2 separate regions of the Homo sapiens genome follow, and region 1 is linked to region 2. Evidence: read pairs that join two places in POLR2A ChIA-PET (ENCODE). Cell type or tissue: OCI-LY7. All regions are shown on one strand.

Evidence for each region. ChIA-PET counts read pairs that join two places held together with the same protein. Peaks named below come from ENCODE experiments on the same cell type or tissue, not always from the same donor. Only the 100,000 strongest peaks of a DNase experiment are listed, where the experiment ranks them.
Region 1: POLR2A ChIA-PET joins it to region 2 with 6 read pairs; 4 of 35 experiments call an interaction of 5 or more read pairs at or near these places.

Annotation. Positions count from the first base shown.
Region 1 is chr2:47,660,868-47,665,867 of GRCh38, reverse strand. It overlaps a transcript of MSH2 not described here. Among named protein-coding and RNA genes, the nearest start is that of KCNK12, 92 kb to the right of the region's middle. RefSeq lists enhancers at 879-1,378, 1,379-1,880. In OCI-LY7, CTCF peaks have their summits at 667 and 870; DNase peaks (open chromatin) are centred at 897, 1,844, 3,087 and 3,547; H3K4me3 peaks cover 1,714 bases; H3K27ac peaks cover 3,891 bases.
Region 2 is chr2:47,790,907-47,795,906 of GRCh38, reverse strand. It overlaps MSH6 (mutS homolog 6), which reads right to left. Exons shown (of 10, transcript NM_000179.3): 2 at 4,784-4,980; 3 at 1-13. Among named protein-coding and RNA genes, the nearest start is that of MSH6, 10 kb to the right of the region's middle. In OCI-LY7, no CTCF peak of the experiment used is centred here; no DNase peak of the experiment used is centred here.

The sequences.
Region 1 (5,000 bases), 130 kb after region 2:
GGGTGCGCTGGCTCACGCCTGTAATCCCAGCACTTTGGGAGGCCGAGGTGGGTGGATCACAAGGTCAGGAGATCCAGACCATCCTGGCTAACATGGCGAAACCCCATCTCTACTAAAAATACAAAAAATTAGCTGAGTGTGGTGGCAGACACCTGTAGTCCCAGCTACTCGGGAGGCTGAGGCAGGAGAATGGCGTGAACCCGGGAGGCGGAGCTTGCAGTGAGCCGAGATTGTGCCACTGCACTCCAGCCTGGGTGACAGAGCGAGACTCCGTCTCAAAAAAAAAAAAAAAAAAAAAAGACCATTTGCAAAGGGGGCCTGTGCTTTCAAAATGGAAAGAAAATTAGACAGTAGTTTCTTGAGGGGAGGGGGATGTGGTACTGTTTTAAAATAAGTTAAACTACTGAGGAGCACAGAGGAACAGAAAGAAAAAAATTCTTATGTTCCAGCTCAGAATTCTGTCACTTACCAGCTATATGATGCAGGCAAGCCATGCGGCTTCTCTAAGCCTCAATTTCCTCATCTGTAAATAGAGACAATGATTTCTGTCTATCATTGTGTGAATTAAATTAGATCATATATGGGAAAGGCCATAGACAAAGTATAAATCCCACTACAAATGTGGGGTATGATATTATTTGGTAAAGGCACATTGTACCGATAGTACCCTCCAGGAGCCAGCCGAGTTGGGAAGAGGGCACGGACCAATGGAATGACAAGGGACAGCCCAAGTGTGACCTGGGGTCACCCTGTCCCCATCAGAGTTCAATAAGAACTCCTTGAACTCCCATTCCTGTCCAGAGTTTTCTTTGCATTCTTGGCAAGAAGGCAGACTTTATAATCTCACTGCAGACCGGCTGAGGATAGGGGGCAGTGTGGCTCAGTGAGTAGAATAGGGACTGTGGAGTCAGGCTGCCTGGGTTGGAATGCTAATTCACCATCTGTGTGAACTTGGGCAAGTTAGGTAACCTCTCTGTGCCTCGGGTTCCTCATCTGTAAAACGAGGTTAATGACCTATACCTCATTGGATTGTTGTGAGGATTAAACGAAGTTATGAGCAAAGTGTTCAGAAAAGCACTTAGAGAAACACTGAGTGTCGTACTCACCTCAGGTTCCAGGCTCCCCGAAACAGATGCAGTTTATAAGGCATCTCTTCATCCCAAATGTGCTCACCCTGCCCTGTGCCAGCCACAGAACTTGGCCCCTCTCCTTGGCTTATCTTAAAACAAATAAAGGCAAAAGCAAAAGTAAAAAGGCACACACCAAAGGCTCTTTTGGGCCGGGCATGGTGGCTCATGCCTGTAATCCCAGCACTTTGGGAGGCCAAGGTGGGTGGATCACCTAAGGTCAGGAGTTCAAGACCAGCCTGGCCAACATGGTGAAACCCCTTGTCTACTAAAAATACAAACATTAGCCGGGCATGGTGGCATGCGCCCGTAATCCCAGCAACTCAGGAGGCTGAGGCAGTAGAATCGCTTGAACCTGGGAGGTGAAGGTTGCAGTGAGCCAAGATCGTGCCACTGCACTCCAACCTGGGCAACAGAGCAAGACTTCATCTCAAAAATAAATAAATACATAAAAATAAAGGCTATTTTGGCCTTAGAAAACTTTACTGAAGTACTGAAAGAAGTGGAGGAAATTTACACAAACATCTTAAAACGTAGACAGCTTGTGTTTAAAAGTCTCTACTGTGCATCTGCCAACCTGCTTCTGCCATGTCACTGGGTCTCTCTGCCCTTCCCCTTTCATGAGCAAATGCTTCCCCCAGCCCCATCCCATTCTGCCATGTCTTGTGAAAAGAAATTCAGCCCTCACTTTCTACAGCTTCTTCCTTCCAGGTCCTGCCTCGGGGCCTACCTTCTCATAACCAGATGGTTGTAACAGTATTTTCCTAAACCAAGACAATTTCCTTTCTAAGCAGGATTCTGGTGTTGCCTGGTAAGATAGCACATACCGTTTTCTCACCCTACTATAAACTCAAAAGTCATGAGATTGGATTTTGGGTTTTGAGTTGCCAATGGTTAGAGGAAAAAGGGGGAGCTCTCTGGTAGAGACCAAGTGTATTGAAATATGTAATAAGGCAGCTTTAGGCTAAACTTGATTTAACAAATCTAATAACGATGCAGTGTAATTCTCTCTTGAAACATAATTTTTCTCTCTAAAGTAACCCCTATTTCAATCACAGATAATCACAGTAAGACTAATTTGTTTGCAAAAGTCAGTTTAGAATCATTGTATTTGGCCTACTTATTTACAGAAGCACAGAAAGAATAGATTGATCATATATGCTCTTTTAAAATCTGCTTTGCTAGAACTTCTCATAAGGAATCTTAGAGTATAATTTTAAAAGTCACTCTAGGCTAGGAAGCCAAGTTATAGACTTACCGTCAGATTTTCCCTGTAATACATATAGATCTGGGTGAATTCCTCTCTTATCGAGGTCCCCAAATTATCCTGAGGTTCCTGGATCTGACCGGAAGTGACTTGCCTTACTCACCTGTAAGGGAATCATGTAAAAGAACCCTGCATGCAAAGTACCAGGATTTTTTTTTTCCAAGGGGTTTTATTGAGTCCACAAATTTAACCTTAGCTTCTTAAAACTTATCTAGTCAAATCTGATTCTATGCACATCATTCTCAACTATGACATCCCAGTGAAGGCCTTTTACCAATTGTATCTTGTTAAAAGGAGAACAGATTTTAATTGAATTTGTACAAATAACTTTATTGCCATGAACATAAGAGCACTCAATACGAGTTTGGTATTTGGCAGTACCATCCAGAGGTAGAGAAAACACCACATATGCATACTATACATACACAGATATACATAAACAGATAGATGCAAACAGAAATCTTCAAGTTTTTATTTAAAAATTTTAGCCATGTGCCAGGTACCGTAACATAAAACTCCCTAGTTTATAAAAGAGTAATTGGATCTAAATTATGTTTCTGGCAGATGGAATAAGTTAAGATTACTCTCTCAGATGGATAAAGCTTTTTACTACTTGTGGTAAAGACTTGAAATTTTTAAAAATGCCAGTTGGTTTCTAAATAGCTTTCTCCCCTCCCCCACCTTCTTCTGAGCATCTTCTCCCCAAAATTTGCATCTCAAAAAGATGCTGCTTAGGTCCTAGAGAAGACAGGGTAGAAAATTTACATATTAAAGGCACGGAGAAAGGATATATTTTCTCCCAGAAGGAGTTTTGGTGTTATTTGCTTATTATCAGAGGTCATATGGAGGCTGTGGACTAAATTTTAGGCAATTACTGAGGAGACTCTAGCAGCTGTCTGAATGTCTCCAAAGACCATCTGAGTGGATAAAATATCCAGTTATTTCTAATTAACCCTTTTCCTTTTCAGCTTCAGAGAGTTGACCTGGGGGACCCTCAGTCCCTTGAGATCAGTGGAGCCAAAAGCTCAAGTGACTGAGGGTCTGGAATAGGAAAGAAAAGAGTTTGGCAGGGGTGGATGGAAAGTTGGAGGAGGTGAGGCAGGAAAATAGGGTCTAGAGGCAGGGAACTTAAAGCCAGTGCACACTTCAACTATGACAGGAAATATCCTCTCGATTTTGTGTGTGTGTGTGTGTGTGTGTGTGTGTGTGAGACAGAGTCTCACTCTGTCGCCCAGGCTGGAGTGCAGTGGCGCGATCTTGGCTCACTGCAACCTCCACCTCCTAAGTTCAAGTGATTCTTCTGCCTCAGCCTCCTGAGATTTACAGGTGCGTGCCACCACACCTGGCTAATTTTTTTTGTATTTCTTTTAGTAAGGCAGGGTTTCACCATGTTGGCCAGGCTGGTCTTGAACTCCTGACCTCAGGTGATCCACCCTCCTTGGCCTCCCAAAGTGCTGGGATTACAGGCGTGAGCCACCATGCCCGGGCGTTCTGAAAGTTTTTCTTTAGTCCATTGATGTTAAAGTTATCAGAAATCTGTATTCAGGAATACCCATTAGAGTATTCTTCATGAAAATCAATTTAGGACTATAGATCACTGCAAATGCTTTTAGAGAAGAATTTAAAACAATAGCATGAATGACAGGCCAGGCATGGTGGCTCATACCTGTCCTGTAATCCCAGAACTTTGGGAAGCCAAGGCAGGTAGATGACTTGAGGCTAGTTTGAGACTGGCCTGGCAAACATGGTGAAACCATGTCTCTACCAAAAATACAAAAATTAGCCAGGCATGGTGGCACGTGCCTCTAATCCTAGCTACGCGGGAGGCTGAGGCACAAGAATCTCTTGAATCTAGAAGGCAGAGGCTTCAGTGAGCCGAGATTGTGCCACTGTACTCCAGCCTAGGTAACAGTGAGACTCTGTCTCAAAAAATAAAATAAAATAAAATAAAATAAAATAAAATAAAATAAAATAAAATAAAATAAAATAAAATAGCTGTGGATGACGACAACTTAAAATAGCCATGGTTAAATCTATGAAAGTGTTCAACTGACAAAGAAATTTAATTATTTCTATTATGTGCAGCATTTTAAGATAACAACCAGAATTATGACTGACCATATCACATCAGGATCGTCAAGACTTTGATAAATTTAATATAATCATTAGAATATTCACATTAATAACATACCTATACAAATATAACTTTAGAAAAGATTTAACATAACAAAATTATGACTGATAACATTTTAGATTTTTATAACATTATATAATTTGGGGAACATTTATATCAATAAATGTAACTGAAAGAAGATCTAGCATCAATTATCATTTGACAATTTCCTCCCATACAATTTACCTTAGCCAGGCATGGTGGCATGAGTCTGTGGTCCCAGCTACTTGGGAGGTTGAGGTAGGAGGATCGCTTGAGTCCAGGAGGCAGAGGTTGCAGTGAGCCGAGATCGTGGCATTGCACTCCAGCCTGGGTGACAGAATGACACCTTGTCTCAAAAAAAAAAAAGAAAAAGAAAAAGAAAAAATAATCTGTATTCCATACAATTTACCAAATAAGTCTAATCATTTAATATCTCTACAGGATGAGAGAT
Region 2 (5,000 bases):
TTTGATTTTGAACCTAGAAAGAAATGTATTTATAAACAATAAGGGCCGGGTGCAGAGGCTCACGCCTGTAATCCCAGCAGTTCAAGACCAGCCTGGGCAACATAGCAAACCCCATCTCTATCTTAAAATATATATATGCCAGGTGTGGTGGCTCACGCCTGTAATCCCAGCATTTTGGGAGGCTTAGGTGGGCGGACTACTTGAGGTCAGGAATTCAAGACCAGCCTGGGCAATGTGGTGAAACCCCATCTCTACCAAAAAAAAAATACAAAAATTAGCCAAGGGTGGTGGTGTGCGCCTGTAGTCCCAGCTACTTGGGAGGCTGAGGTGGGAAGATCACTTAAACCTGGGAGGCAGAGGTTGCAGTGAGCCGAGATTGCACCACTTCACTCCAGCCTGGGCGACAGTGCAAGACCCTGTCTCGATGAAAAAAAAAAAAAAAAATGTATATATGTATACACACACACACACACACACACACACATAAAATAACTTGTTGGCTGGACACTTGACTCAACCTACAACATTTGCCCTAATGAACAAGAATGACAAGTATAATTTGTTATGCCCCATTACTTTTTATTGATATAGATAGATCAATAAAGCACAAAAGGAATAAATATTCAGGGAAAAACTACTGGTGAAACTAAAATCACCAATTTTACCTCCTTGAAGGTGCCCTATGGGTTCACCCAGGACTACTTAGTCTGTCTTCTAATGACCTGGGTCTACAGCCCTAAACAGGTAGGGCATACCTCTTCAAGTGAGGCAGACGATTTAAAAGAGGTTTGAGAATCTTTCTTAAAAACTTACTAGCTGGGCACAATGGCTCGCACCTGTAATCCCAGCACTCTGGGAGGCAGAAGCAGGCAGATCACGAGGTCAGGAGTTCAAGACCAACCTGACCAATATGGTGAAACCCCATCTCTACTAAAAATACAAAAATTAGCTGGGTGTGGTGGCACATGCCTGTAGTCCTAGCTACTCGGGAGGCTGAGGAAGGAGAATCACTTGAACCCGGGAGGCAGAGGTTGCAGTGAGCCAAGATCGCACCACTGCACTTCAGCCTGGGCGACAGAGCAAGACTCCATCTCAAAAAACAAACAAACACTTCAGGAAGACAAAGACTACACTGTCAGTTACATGCAGCTATGATATTAAATATGAGTTTGTCCCAAAGACAACTAGATCAGATATATCTAAATAAATAAAAGAATAACCAACCAATGTGCTACTTTAAGGGGCCTTCACATTTTGAAAGGGCAGCCCAGTTCAGACTCAACGCGTTAAAATTTATTTCTCAAAACAGTTCGTTCCATCAAAATACAACTTTAGGGCTGGGCGTGGTGGCTCACACCTGTAATCCCAGCATTTTGGGAGGCCAAGGCGGGTGGATCACTTCAGGTCACGAGTTTAAAGATCAGCCTGGCCAACATGGTGACATCCATCTCTCCTAAAAATACAAAAATTAGCCAGGTGTGGTGGTGCACACCTGTAGTCTCAGCTACTAAGGAGACTGAGGCAGGAGGATCACTTGAACCCCGGAGACAGAGATTGCAGTGAGCCAAGACTGCACCATTGCACTCCAGCCTGGGTGACAAAGTGGGTCTCCATCTCAAAAAAAGAAAAAAGAAACTGACTCCCGGGTTCAAGCAATTCTGCCTCACCCTCCTGAGTAGCTGAGATTACAGGCATGTGTCACCATGCCTGGCTAATTTTTGTATTTTTAGTAGAGACAGGGTTTCACCATGTTGGCCAGGCTTGTCTGCAACTCCTGACCTCAGGTGATCCACCTACCTTAGTCTCCCAAAGTGCTGGGATTACAGGCGTGAGCCACCACTGCCTGGCCTTACTGATCTCTTTTTAAAAATCATTCTGGGCCAGCCCAGTGGCTCACACCTAATCCCAGCACTTTGGGAGGCCAAGGTGGACGGATCACTTAAGGTCAGGAGTTTGAGACCAGCCTGGACAACGTGGTGAAACCTCAACTCTACTGAAAAATACAAAAATCAGCTGGGCCTGGTGGTGGGCGCCTATAATCACAGCTACTTGGGAGGCAGAGGCAGGAGAATCGCTTGAACCCAGGAGGCAGAGGTTGCAGTGAGCTGAGATTGTGCCATTCCACTCCAGCCTGGGTGATAAAGCTGGACTCCGCTGCAAAAAAAAAAAGTAATTCTGCCAAATTTTTTAAATCTCGAAATTGGTCCTAAAAGAGACTTCATATATCATCTGGTTCAATGAGAGATCTTTTTACTTTATTTATTATTTTATTTTATTTATTTATTTATTTATTTATTTTTGAGATGAAGTCTCACTCCGTTCCCCAGGCTGGAGTGCAGTGGCGCGATCTCGGCTCACTGCAACCTCCGCCTACCAGGTTTAAGCAATTCTCTGCCTCAGCTTCACGAGTAGCTGGGATTTCAGCTTATTTTTGTATTTTTAGTAGAGACAGTGTTTCACCATCTTGGTCAGGCTGGTCTCGAACGCCTGACCTCGTGATCCACCCGCCTGGGCCTCCCAAAGTGTTGGGATTACAGGCGCGAGCCACCGTGCCCAGCCTTTTTTTTTTTTTTTTTTTTTTTTTTTTTGAGACAGTCTCGCTCTGTCACCCAGGTTGGAGTGCGGTGGCATGATCTTGACTCACTGCAACCTCCGCCTCCTAGATTCAAGCGATTCTCTTGCCTCAGCCTCCCAAGTAGCTGGGATTACAGGCATGTGCCACCATGCCCAGCTAATTTTTGTATTTTTAGTAGAGACGGGATTTCACCATGTTTGCCAGGCTAGTCTGGAACTCCTGACCTCAGGTGATCCACCTGCCTTGGCCTTCCAAAGCGCTGGGATTACAGGTGTGAGCCACCATGCCCGGCCCCAGTGCAACCCCAATGAGATTCATTCTAAATATAAGTAAACAGTATCAGAAAATAAGTTACTTTAGCCAGATCACCCAACTACTTGGGAGCCTGATGCAGAAGGATCACTGGAGGCCAAGAATTCAAGACCACCCTGGGGGCAACATAGCAAGACCGTCATCTCTTTAAAAAAAAAAAAAAAAAAAAAAAACTATATAAAAATTAGCCAGGTGTGGTGGCAGACACCTCTAGTCCCGGTTACTGAGGAGGCTAAAACAGGGGGGAATCACTTGAGCCCAGGAGTTCAAGGCTCCAGTGAGCTATGATCCCAACACTATACTCCAGGCTGGGTGACAGAGTGAGACCCCCATCTCTTGAAAAGAAAACGAAAAAGTTGGCCGAGCCCAGGGGCATGGTGGCTTATGCCTGTAGTCTCAGCACTTTGGGAGGCCGAAGTGGGCAGACTGCTTGAGCTCAGGCAGGAGTTTGAGACCAGCTTGGGCAACATGGCAAAACTGTGTCTCTATTTCTTTTAAAAAGATTAAAAGAAAAAACAAGTTACTTTGCTTGGCCAAGATTATGTGGCAAGTTGGTAGAAGAGAGAACAAAACTTCCCAATTCTCTTTCCACCTGTATGTCAGATCACCATTTACATTTAATTTTAGACAAAATGCCCCCAATCCTTTTTTGTAGGATGAGCACTATGACGAAAGAGTGTGATTCTGGGAATTTCCCAGTTACCTGGGAAACTGACCCTTGTTTGGATTTTACAACACCGAGTACGACAACGTACTAGACTGGAGACTCTTGGGAGGCCGAAATGGGCAGATCACCTGAGGTCAGAAGTTGGAGACCAGCCTGGCCAACATGGTGAAACCCCGTCTCTACTAAAAATACAAAAATTAGCTGGGCGGCTGGGCACAGTGGCTCACGCCTATAATCCCAGCACTTTGGTAGGGGGAGGTGGGTGGATTACTGGAGGTCAGCAGTTCAAGACCAGCTTGGCCAACATGGTGAAACCCCATCTCTACTAGAAATAAAAAATTAGCTGGGCTTGGTGGTGTGCACCTGTAATCCCAGCTACTTTAGAGGCTGAGGAAGGAGAATCACCTGAACCCGGGAGGTGGCGGTTGCAGTGAGCTGAGATTGCGCCATTGCACTCCAGCCTGGGCCAAAAGAGCAAAACTCCGTCTCAAAAAAAAAATATATATATATAGCCAGGCAACGTGGCGTGTGCCTATAATCCCAAGCTACTCGGGAGGCTGAGGTAGGAAACTCTTGAACCCAGGAGACGGAGGTTGCAGTGGGCCGAGATTGCGCCACTGCACTCCAGCCTAGGCAACAGAGTGAGACTCTGTCTCCAGAAAAAAAAAAAAAAAAAAGAAAGAAAGAGAACTTGTACAAGAGACGATGGGGTGCACCTAGCCCAAGTGAGGCTAAACATGCCAGGCTGTTGATGTCTGTGATAAACAAGACTAGATCTGGGAAAAGAAAGTTATGGTTCCAGGAGTTTGGTGTGAAACTCAACTCAGATGTGTTCATTAGTGAGTAGTTTGAAGGCCAGGTAGTGCGCATCTCCATCTTTCCCTAGAGAATGTCGCTATCTATAGGCTATGTATCCTGATGACATTAACTTTCTCTTGGACCCTTCAAGATGGGGGGACAGTTTAGTTTACCCTTATTAAGGGTATAATATTGCTGTAAGTCACTCAAAGGACAGAAATAAAAATTCCATTCCACAAAACAAACCAGCTAAAGACCATGTTACATCCCTTTCCCATGCCAGAAGCTTTCACAACTGCCACCCCTTGCAATTTACTGGGGTAAAATACACTTAATTTCATCATATAGAAAAAAGTCTGCCTGTCTGTCTGTTTCTCTCACACACACACACACACACACAAACACACACACATGGCAGTAGTGACTCTTACCTGTATATGGCTTTAAAAGCCTTTTGCTAACCCAGCCCCTTGTTGGGCTGTCATCAAAAAACTGTACATGAACACGGACTGATTTCCCTTTCTCGCGGATGAATGTTCCATCAAAGGGGTGGTTGTAAACCAGACAAGGCCACCAGGGGTAACCCTCCATCTTGGCCCAAACCAAATCTCCTGGTGAGAAGTCACAACTGTTGCCAAAAGGAAATAC